2 separate regions of the Homo sapiens genome follow, and region 1 is linked to region 2. A link is an interaction called in ENCODE POLR2A ChIA-PET data of the cell type or tissue named here. Cell type or tissue: GM12878. All regions are shown on one strand. Links, peaks and the distances in the headings refer to the core of each region. The heading gives the core; the rest is flanking DNA.

What was found. ChIA-PET counts read pairs that join two places held together with the same protein. Peaks named below come from ENCODE experiments on the same cell type or tissue, not always from the same donor. Only the 100,000 strongest peaks of a DNase experiment are listed, where the experiment ranks them.
Region 1: POLR2A ChIA-PET joins it to region 2 with 5 read pairs; 4 of 35 experiments call an interaction of 5 or more read pairs at or near these places.

What each region holds. Positions count from the first base shown.
Region 1 is chr3:150,443,131-150,447,540 of GRCh38, forward strand. The region is part of intron 1 of TSC22D2 (TSC22 domain family member 2); the gene reads left to right. Among named protein-coding and RNA genes, the nearest start is that of TSC22D2, 37 kb to the left of the region's middle. In GM12878, for the core only: no CTCF peak of the experiment used is centred there; no DNase peak of the experiment used is centred there.
Region 2 is chr3:150,363,491-150,367,900 of GRCh38, forward strand. No RefSeq gene overlaps it. Among named protein-coding and RNA genes, the nearest start is that of LINC01214, 42 kb to the left of the region's middle. In GM12878, for the core only: no CTCF peak of the experiment used is centred there; a DNase peak (open chromatin) is centred at 1,981.

The DNA.
Region 1 (4,410 bases), core at 147-4,146, 80 kb after region 2:
AGTTGTCATCCAGCCTCTGAATACCTCCAGTGATGTCTTACTTTTGCATCCTGGTCTCTTTTTGTATTTATAAACCTCTCATAAACCCTTTCTGTAAAATAGGGAATCTTAAAATGTGAAGCAGAAAAATCAGATGATTGCCATCACTTGAAGCATATATAAGCAGCACTAAAAAGTCTGTGGAGACATTGAACTGGGTACATCCTCTAGATATTTCTGTATTTTCATAGCTGCTATAATCAAGAATGTGGTTTCCAGTTCATGGCCGTAAGTCACTGGTTTTAGTACATAGTCATAAAGTTCTTTTTCAAAAATGGATAAGGAGACATTGCTTAATAACTTAGAGATCACAAGGACGTTTCTCTACTTATTGATTCTAGTGATGATACAAGGACTTCATGGGAAACCTTTATATGTGACCTGATCCTCAATGTAAAAAGAGTGAAATAAATGTGAATGACTTCAGACTCCTGGATCTAGTTTACATATAACTTGCACTTATTCATGAGTCATGCTTAAAGGCATGGTAGTTTGAATTGTCTTTTTTATCTGACCAAAAGCATTTAGGATTTTTAATTCACCCTTTAGACTTAATTTTGATTCAGTAGAGAGTGAGATTAGTCAGCTGAGAGAACACATAGATACTTATGAGGCATGATTATACAATCAAGCTTTTCACCAGATTTACAAATGGTTTCTCCTTAAATCCATGATTCTAATGTAAAAAAGTCTCTGTCAAGGTTTTTATCTTAAGATCATTAAGTTTTTAACATCCACTTTATTATCCATGAAGTCTTCTATGATTTAGTCATCACCATGATCAGTATATGGAGTTACCAAGTTTCACTGGCCATGGCAGCAGTAACCTGGAAATTCATAGAGCCTAGCCCTTTTCTGTTACTCAAACTTGAACCCGTTTTTCTATTTACATCAGTTGCCTATATTACATAGAAACTGGCGCACTTTCCTTCTTTCTCAGTAGGTAACAACCAGATGCAAGGAACATCAAAAACCTACCTTTATTGGGGAGAAAAAAATTCTCGAGGTCTGCCCATATTTTACTGTGTTCCAGCGATACCCTTAATTAGTTTCTAATAGTTTAAATAGTTGGTTAATTTCTTAGATCTTTGTCCTGGCATGATGAGCTCAATATAACATCTGTTTATACCAAACTTATAAAATATAATTAGATAATATATTGTAAGTTGTATTCTGTCTTTTTCTTCAAGTAATATGTTTACTATCAATTATATGCAGAGTAGTGTTGTAATAAGTAGACCCTGGAGATGGACAGTTTCTGCTTTTAAGGTTTAATTCAAGAGAAAGGAACATTTGATAAAGACAAAAAAATTATGGACGAATCAGAGAAGTGGAGCCTGTTGGCAAGAAAGGAAGAAGGCTAAGGAAAATGTAGGTGGAGCATTCCATCTCAAGTGACAGTCTTATCTCTGGAATCTAAATCGATTTAACAAATTTCAGGTCATGATGTAAGTGTAGAATTCATCATAAAAGATTTCACACAAACTATTGTAAAATTCTGTCATTCACCATGTCTAAATTATTAGAATTATTACCTAAAAGAATTCAAGGACATGAATCTAGACTGAAATGATAAAAACTTAGATGTTAAACTTTTTGTCTCTGAAAATGTGCCTACTTGAGTGCAGTTTTGCTTGAGTGAAAAAAACCTAATGACCCTTTAGATTTTATAGTAGTGCTATTTTTTACTTTATGTCAGAATCCCTTTGAATAAGGTAATTCTAAAGCAGTGATTCTCAGCTAGGGTAATAATTTGTTTAAAAGCAAACAACACGTTATACCACTTTTCTTATTTGCTTTTAGTAATATTTATTGTTGAATTTTCATATAACACTACTAAAGGAAGACCTGGGATATTTTTAAATACTCTTTTTGGAAATTTTTATTTGAATTAAATTAGTTATATTTCAGTGGGCTTTGGAAAAATTTCCCACAGTAAGTTAAGATTATTTTACTCTAAATAATGAAACATCGAGATCCCAAAGAAGATCCGTAAGAATGTTATTAATGTCCAGTCCACGGGAATCCTGTGTTTAATATGCCTTGTACAGGAGAATCGCTTGAACCCAGGAGGCGGAGGTTGCACTGAGCAGAGATCGCGCCATTGCACTCCAGCCTGGGTGACAAGAGCAAGACTCTGTCTCAAAAATAATAATAATAATAATAATAATAATAATAATAATAATAATAAGCCTTGTAAATGTAAATCTCAAGTCAAACAATTTTTATTAACATATACTTTGTGGCTGCATTAAATCTTTAACATTTAATTGAATACAAAAAATCAATTAAGGAATAACTAGGATTTTATTTTGGGTGAAACATAAATATAAAACCTGTTTCTTAATACTAATCATAATTGATTTTTATTCATGTTTCACTGCCTTGGGAGATTAACTCTTATTTAATTTTCCCAAGATACACTGGGAAAGTAGACCTTATAAAGTGTCAAAGTCCAAATTGATCCAAATGATAAAAGGAACTAATTGGGTTGTTGTGTGTACTGTTGTAAACAGTCTCACATAATCCTTATAGCCGTCCTTTAAGATATGTACAACTGTATCCCATTTTATAGTTGAGGAAACTAGTTTCAGTATGTTAACTTGCTAGGATCACCCCACTAGTAAGTGGTTGGAGTTTGGATTAAAAGTCAGCTAGCCTCACGCCTGTAATTCCAGCACTTTGGGAGGCCGAGACAGGTGGATGACAAGGTCAGGAGTTCGAGACCAGCCTGGCCAACACAGTGAAACCCCATTTCTACTAAAAATACAAAAAGTAGCTGGGCATGGTGGTGCACACCTGTAGTCCCAGCTACTCGGGAGGCTGAGGCAGGAGAATCGCTTGAACCTGGGAGGTGGAGGTTGTGGTGAGCTGAGATTGTGCCACTGCACTCCAGCCTGGGCAACAGATCGAGACTCCATCTCAAAAAAAAAAAAAAAAAAAAATCAGCTAGTCTAATTCTAAAGTCTATGCTTTTAAGCCATTTTATTATTCTGTGTGAATTCAACTTTTTGCTTAGACAACTGCTGAGTGAGAAACTGTCTTACCCCTCAGAATGTCTGACCCCAGAATGAAGTGGAGAAGAAAAAATACTTTAGACAAGAGATAATAAACTGAAACGTAGACAACTTTAATTCTTCAGGGCCTGTATTTAGAGTGTTGCCTTTATATTTGTTGAAAGTGAAAAATGTAATCCTTGGCTGGGTACGGTGGCACACGCCTATAATCCCAACATTTTGGGAGGCCAAGGCAGGAGGATCACTTGAGCCCAGGAGTTTGAAACCAGCATGGGCAACAGAGTGAGATCTGTCTTTACAAACAAGTCAAAACATTTTTAAAAAGAAAGATGTAATTCTTTGCTCAAACCCAAGCCACTATAATTTTAAAAAACATTCCAAATGGAAAACATTCATTGATTTATTAAAAATAAAGACTAGGCTTTCCCCCCACCCCCAATATGATATATTCTGTTCATTTCATTAAGGAATGATGGCCATGCTTGTGCTCTCCCTTTAGTCTAAATCAGAATCAAGCAACTGTCTCTTTAAAAACCCCATGATATTCTTCTGAGTTTAGCCCTATTTTGAAACGGTCCCTTGACAACCTTTATTTATTACTGTACTTGGACTTTAGGAGACAGATTAGGAAGGAGACTTGGTAGCAAAGAAAAATTAGTTAATAACTTTGGAGCAAATTCTAGTCACGAAATCCCAGTGACTAGCCTAATATAATTTTACTTTGTCAAATATATTGTTCATAGAATTATGCTTTTTCTAGAAAGCTATTTTAACTAACATTTCTGCACTTTCAAGAAATAGGCATAAAGAAAAGAAATAGGCAAAATGAAAAGATGAGCAAAAATTATGTGCTTTTCACTGGTATTTGGCTTTTGGTATATACATATACCAAAGGGGATAGTCTCATTTTTACTTTAGTCAGGCCTCACTGTAGAAATGGGATTGAGAAGATATTTAAACAAGGCGTCTAAACAAGAATGACTTTAATAAAAAGAAATAATATGTTGAATGCTTGAGAAAGAGGAGGCAAATGTGAGGCCATTAGATGAAAAGAATAAGTAGCATTCCTAAGAATAGTTTCTTCCCAAGCCCATCTTTTTCCATGACTCTTTACATGTTAGTGTTCTCCAGTGTTTTGGCCCCACTTGTCTTTTCATTGTTTATGCAAGTTTGTTTTCTCCTATGGTTTGAGTCGCCTACTGCATTCTTACAACTTTCAAATCTAGACTTCTAGGCCAGAGATTACTCTGGAGTTCTCAATACCTATATCCAGCAGCCTTCTCTCTATATTTCTCCAACAGGATTCTACATTTCCATGTCTCCAAATTCAGTAGTCCCAAGTGAAACTTAAATT
Region 2 (4,410 bases), core at 168-4,167:
GAACCTTAATTGCTAGTTCATGGTCACCTTTTGATCCAGTCTGATTTTCAAGATCCTATGCTGTATTTATACTCTACTTTCTCTTTTCCTGTCTGTGGAGAACAGGATCTTGCTCTGTTGCCCCGTCAGGTCTTGAACTCCTGAGCTCAAGCTATCCTCCTGCCTCTGCCTCCCTAAGTGCTGGGATTACAGGCATGAACCACTGTGCCTGTCTATACTCTACTTTGGACCTTTTAAACTGTGATATATAACAAAGTGCATAGAATACAAATGCATGGTTCAATGAACTTTGCTTGTTAAGTTAACATCTGTGAAACTGATATACAGGTTACATTATATATTACACACATATATTAGAAGATGTATTATATAATATATAAGCATATATAATACATTATATATAAGCATATATAATGCATTATATATAAGTATATATAATATATAAGTATATATTTTATATATAATATATATAAAATGTTACATTAATTTTATCACATGTAAGTTAAATTTCAATAGGAATTTTTTTTGTTGTTGCTTTTGTTTTTGTTTTTGTTTCTGAAACAGAGTCTCTGTTGCCCAGGCTGGAGGGCAGTGGCTCAATCTCAGCTCACTGCAACATCCTCCTCCCAGGTTCCAGCGATTTTTGTACCTCATCTTCCTGGGTAGCTGGGATTACAGGTGTGTACCACCATGCCCAGTTAATTTTTGTATTTTTAGTAGAGACGGGCTTTCGCCATGTTGGCCAGGCTAGTCTTGAACTCCTGGGCTCAAGTGATCAACCCACGTCGGCTTCCCAAAGTGCTGGCATTACAGGAGTGAGCCACCATGCCTGGCCAATAGGAATGATTTTTAAAGGAAACAACAAAAAAAAGAAATGATATATTGTAAACACCTCCGAAAGCCCCCACCCATAGCCCCTTTCCAATCACAACCTGTATATAATCCTCCCTAAAGAAACCATTATTCTGACATTTATGGTATTCACTTTTCTTACTTTTCTTTATGTATTTACCTCCTAAGTAATCATCCCTAAAACAAATAGCTTAACTCTGCCTCCCTTTGAACTTCACATAAATAGATTCATACTATATATATTCCTTTGTGTGGGACCTTTTCCACTCAACATTGTTTTTAAGCCTCATCCACATTATTGCCTGTAGCTATATTTTGTTGATTTTCACTTAACGTACAGTATGCTAGTGAATGAATCTTCCACAATTTTCTTACCGTTGAGGGATACTTGTTTCTGGTTTCAGGTTTTTATGAGTAATACTGCTATGAACATTGATGTACATATTTTTCGATGTACATGTGCACTTATTTCTGGTGTGTGCATATAAGGGTAGGATGTTGATAATCTATCTGGTGGTATGTGTAACTTCACCTTTACTAGGTAATGTAAAACTGTTTTCTGAAAACTGATTGTACCAATTTATGTTCTGACAGCAGTGTATGAGACACTTGGTACTATCAGATTTCAATTTTAGCTGATCTCATGAAAAGTAGAATCTCATTATAATTTTAATATGCATTTTTAAATGCATAAAAAACATATCCATGGTTTTTTGGTGGGGGTGGGGGTACACTTTCTTTCCTAGTATTAATTCTTCCTGAACATGTCTCTGATGATTTCCTTCCTACCTGCCAGCATGTATTCATTATCTATTTCTACATGACAAATTATAGCAAAACTTAGTGGCTTAGCACAATAAACATTATCTCACACCCCCATGCGTGTAGGTCAGGAATCGGGCAGTGCCTTAGCTGGTTGGTTCTGGCTCAGGGTCTCTCATGAGGTTGCAGTTAAGATGTCTTCCAGGGCTGCATTCACCTGAAGGCTTATCTGGGGCCCAGGGATTCTCTTCTAAGGTAGCTCATGTACGTGTCTTGCAAATTATGGCTGATTGTTGGCAGGAGGACTCAATTTCTGTTCACATGGGAATCTCATAGGGCTACTCGAGCGTCTTCATGACATGGCAGCTGACTTCTCCCTAAATGAGTCATCCAAGAGAAAGATCAAAAAGTAAACCACAATGCCTCTTATGATCTGGCCTTAGAAGCCACTTCAGCCATATACTGTTCACTAGAAAAGAGGTGCCAACTACTGTACAGCTCACACACAAGGAAAGGGGAATTAGGCTCCATTTTTTTTAAAAGACAGAATACCAAAGAATTTATGAATATGTTTCAAAACCACCAGACAAAAAATTCAAAATCTCCTGATTTTCATCATTTGGCAAGCACTAAAATAATTATTAATTCAAGCATTAATAAAGTAATTTTAATCCAATAATTTTTAAATTAGTGGGTGAAAGTTTTGATGAGAAACAGGAAATGTGCATAGTCTCAAAGTATCTTCTCAAAAAATATGTATTAGTTGCAAAAGGAATCACAATAACTTTATAGTGTAAAACTTTATAGTGTAAAACCTGGGCAAAAAAATTTTGACCAAGTTATCAAAATTAACATTACCAGTAATGAGACATAACAATACCATATGATTTTCAATACAATGGACTGAGAACACATAACATCATTTCTATGGTATTCATGCCAAAAATGCATAACTAAATTTAATCATGAGGAATATTAGATAAACTAAACCCAGGTTGATGAACATTCTACAAAATAACTGGATAGTAGTCTTCATTAGCGTGAAGGTCATGAAAAACAAAGAAGAGTTGAGATATTGATTAAAGGAGACTAACAAGACATGACAACTAAAAGCAAGGTATGATCCTGGACCAGAAAATGTACACTAATCAGACAACAAGGAACATCTGTATAAAGTCAGTTGATTAATTAAAAGCGTATCAATCTTAATGTCCTGATTTTATTTATTTATTTAGAGACAGAGTCTCACTTTGTCACCCAGGGTGGAGTGCAGTGGCCTGATGACGGCTCACAGCAAACTCGATCTCCCAGGCTCAAGTGATCCTCCCACCTCAACCCCCTCCTCCAGTAGCTGAGACTACAGGCACACACCACCATGCTCAACTAACTTTTTAATTTTTTGTAGAGATGGGGTCTTCCTATGTTGCTTGGGCTGATCTCTTAACTCCTGGCCTCAAGTGTTCCTCCCACTTTGGCCTCCTAACGTGCTGAGATTACAGGTGTGAGCCACCGGGCCCAGTCAATGTCTTGATTTTAAAAATTATACTGTGGTTATATAGCATGTTAACATTTGAGGAAGCTGGGTAAAGAGTATATAAGAATTTCTTGCATTATTCCTGAAATTTTTTCATAAATCTGAAATCATTTCAAAGTGAAAACCAAAAAAAATTATTATGTCTGAATATGTAATAATATATAATAAATATGTCTTGGCCGAGTGCAGTGGTTCCTGCCTGTAATCCGAGCACTTTGGGAGACCGAGGCAGGCAGATCACCTGAGGTCAGAGTTCAAGACCAGCCTGGCCAACATGGCAAAACCCATCTCTACTAAAAATGCAAAACTTAGCCAGGCATGGTGGCGCACACCTGTAATCCCAGCTACTTGGGAGGCTGAGGCATGAGAATTGCTGAACCCAGGAGGTGGAGGTTGTAGTGAGATTGCACCACTGCACTGCAGCCTGGATGACAGAGTGAGACTCTGTCTCAAAAAATATATATACATGATCAGTGAAAAATATGAGTGATACAATCACATCAGAAGCTCACTAGTCTCTAACGTGGGTAGCTACTGTAAAGAACTACCGTAGTTTTCTATACGGCCTCCATCTTTCCTTGTCTCTAATTCTACCATGCCCTCCTTGTGATCCAACACCAGCTGTCTGTCTAAAACATATATCTGATTCTGTCAATCTCCTCATTAAAATCTGTCAATGGCTTCTCATATCTTAGGATAAATTGATCTTCCCTAGCAGGGAATCCTCATATGAATCCTTAGCCATAACTACATGGAATTGAACACATTCCCTAAGGCACACCATGGGTCTCCCACCTCTGGGTCTTTGCATATTTTATTCTGTCTTTTTTGCCTGGAAAAGTCCTGATTTTTCTTAGAGACTAATCGCTAATGTCTATTTGTGAAGCTTTTCTGTACCCCTTCTCTCTCCAAATAGAGTGCGTTATTATATATCTGTTGTCTCCTACAGCACTTGTAGGGATTTCCCTCGCAGCGTTTGTTGTACTGTGTTGTAAGTAGGTACTTATACACCTGGGTCTTGTTTTGGTTTGTTTGGTTTTGATTTTTTTTTCCCTGAGTACTGTTAGGTTCTAGAAGGCAAATTCTTAAGCTATATTCATTCCCAGTACCTGGCACAGGAACAGACAAATGGTAGGTCTATTAGTTGTTTGTTGCTATGTTAACAAAATACCCCAAATATTAGCAGCTTAAAGCAACCAACATTAACTGTGTCATACAGTTTCTGAGAGTCAGGAATCTAGGAGCAGCTTTGATGAGTGGGT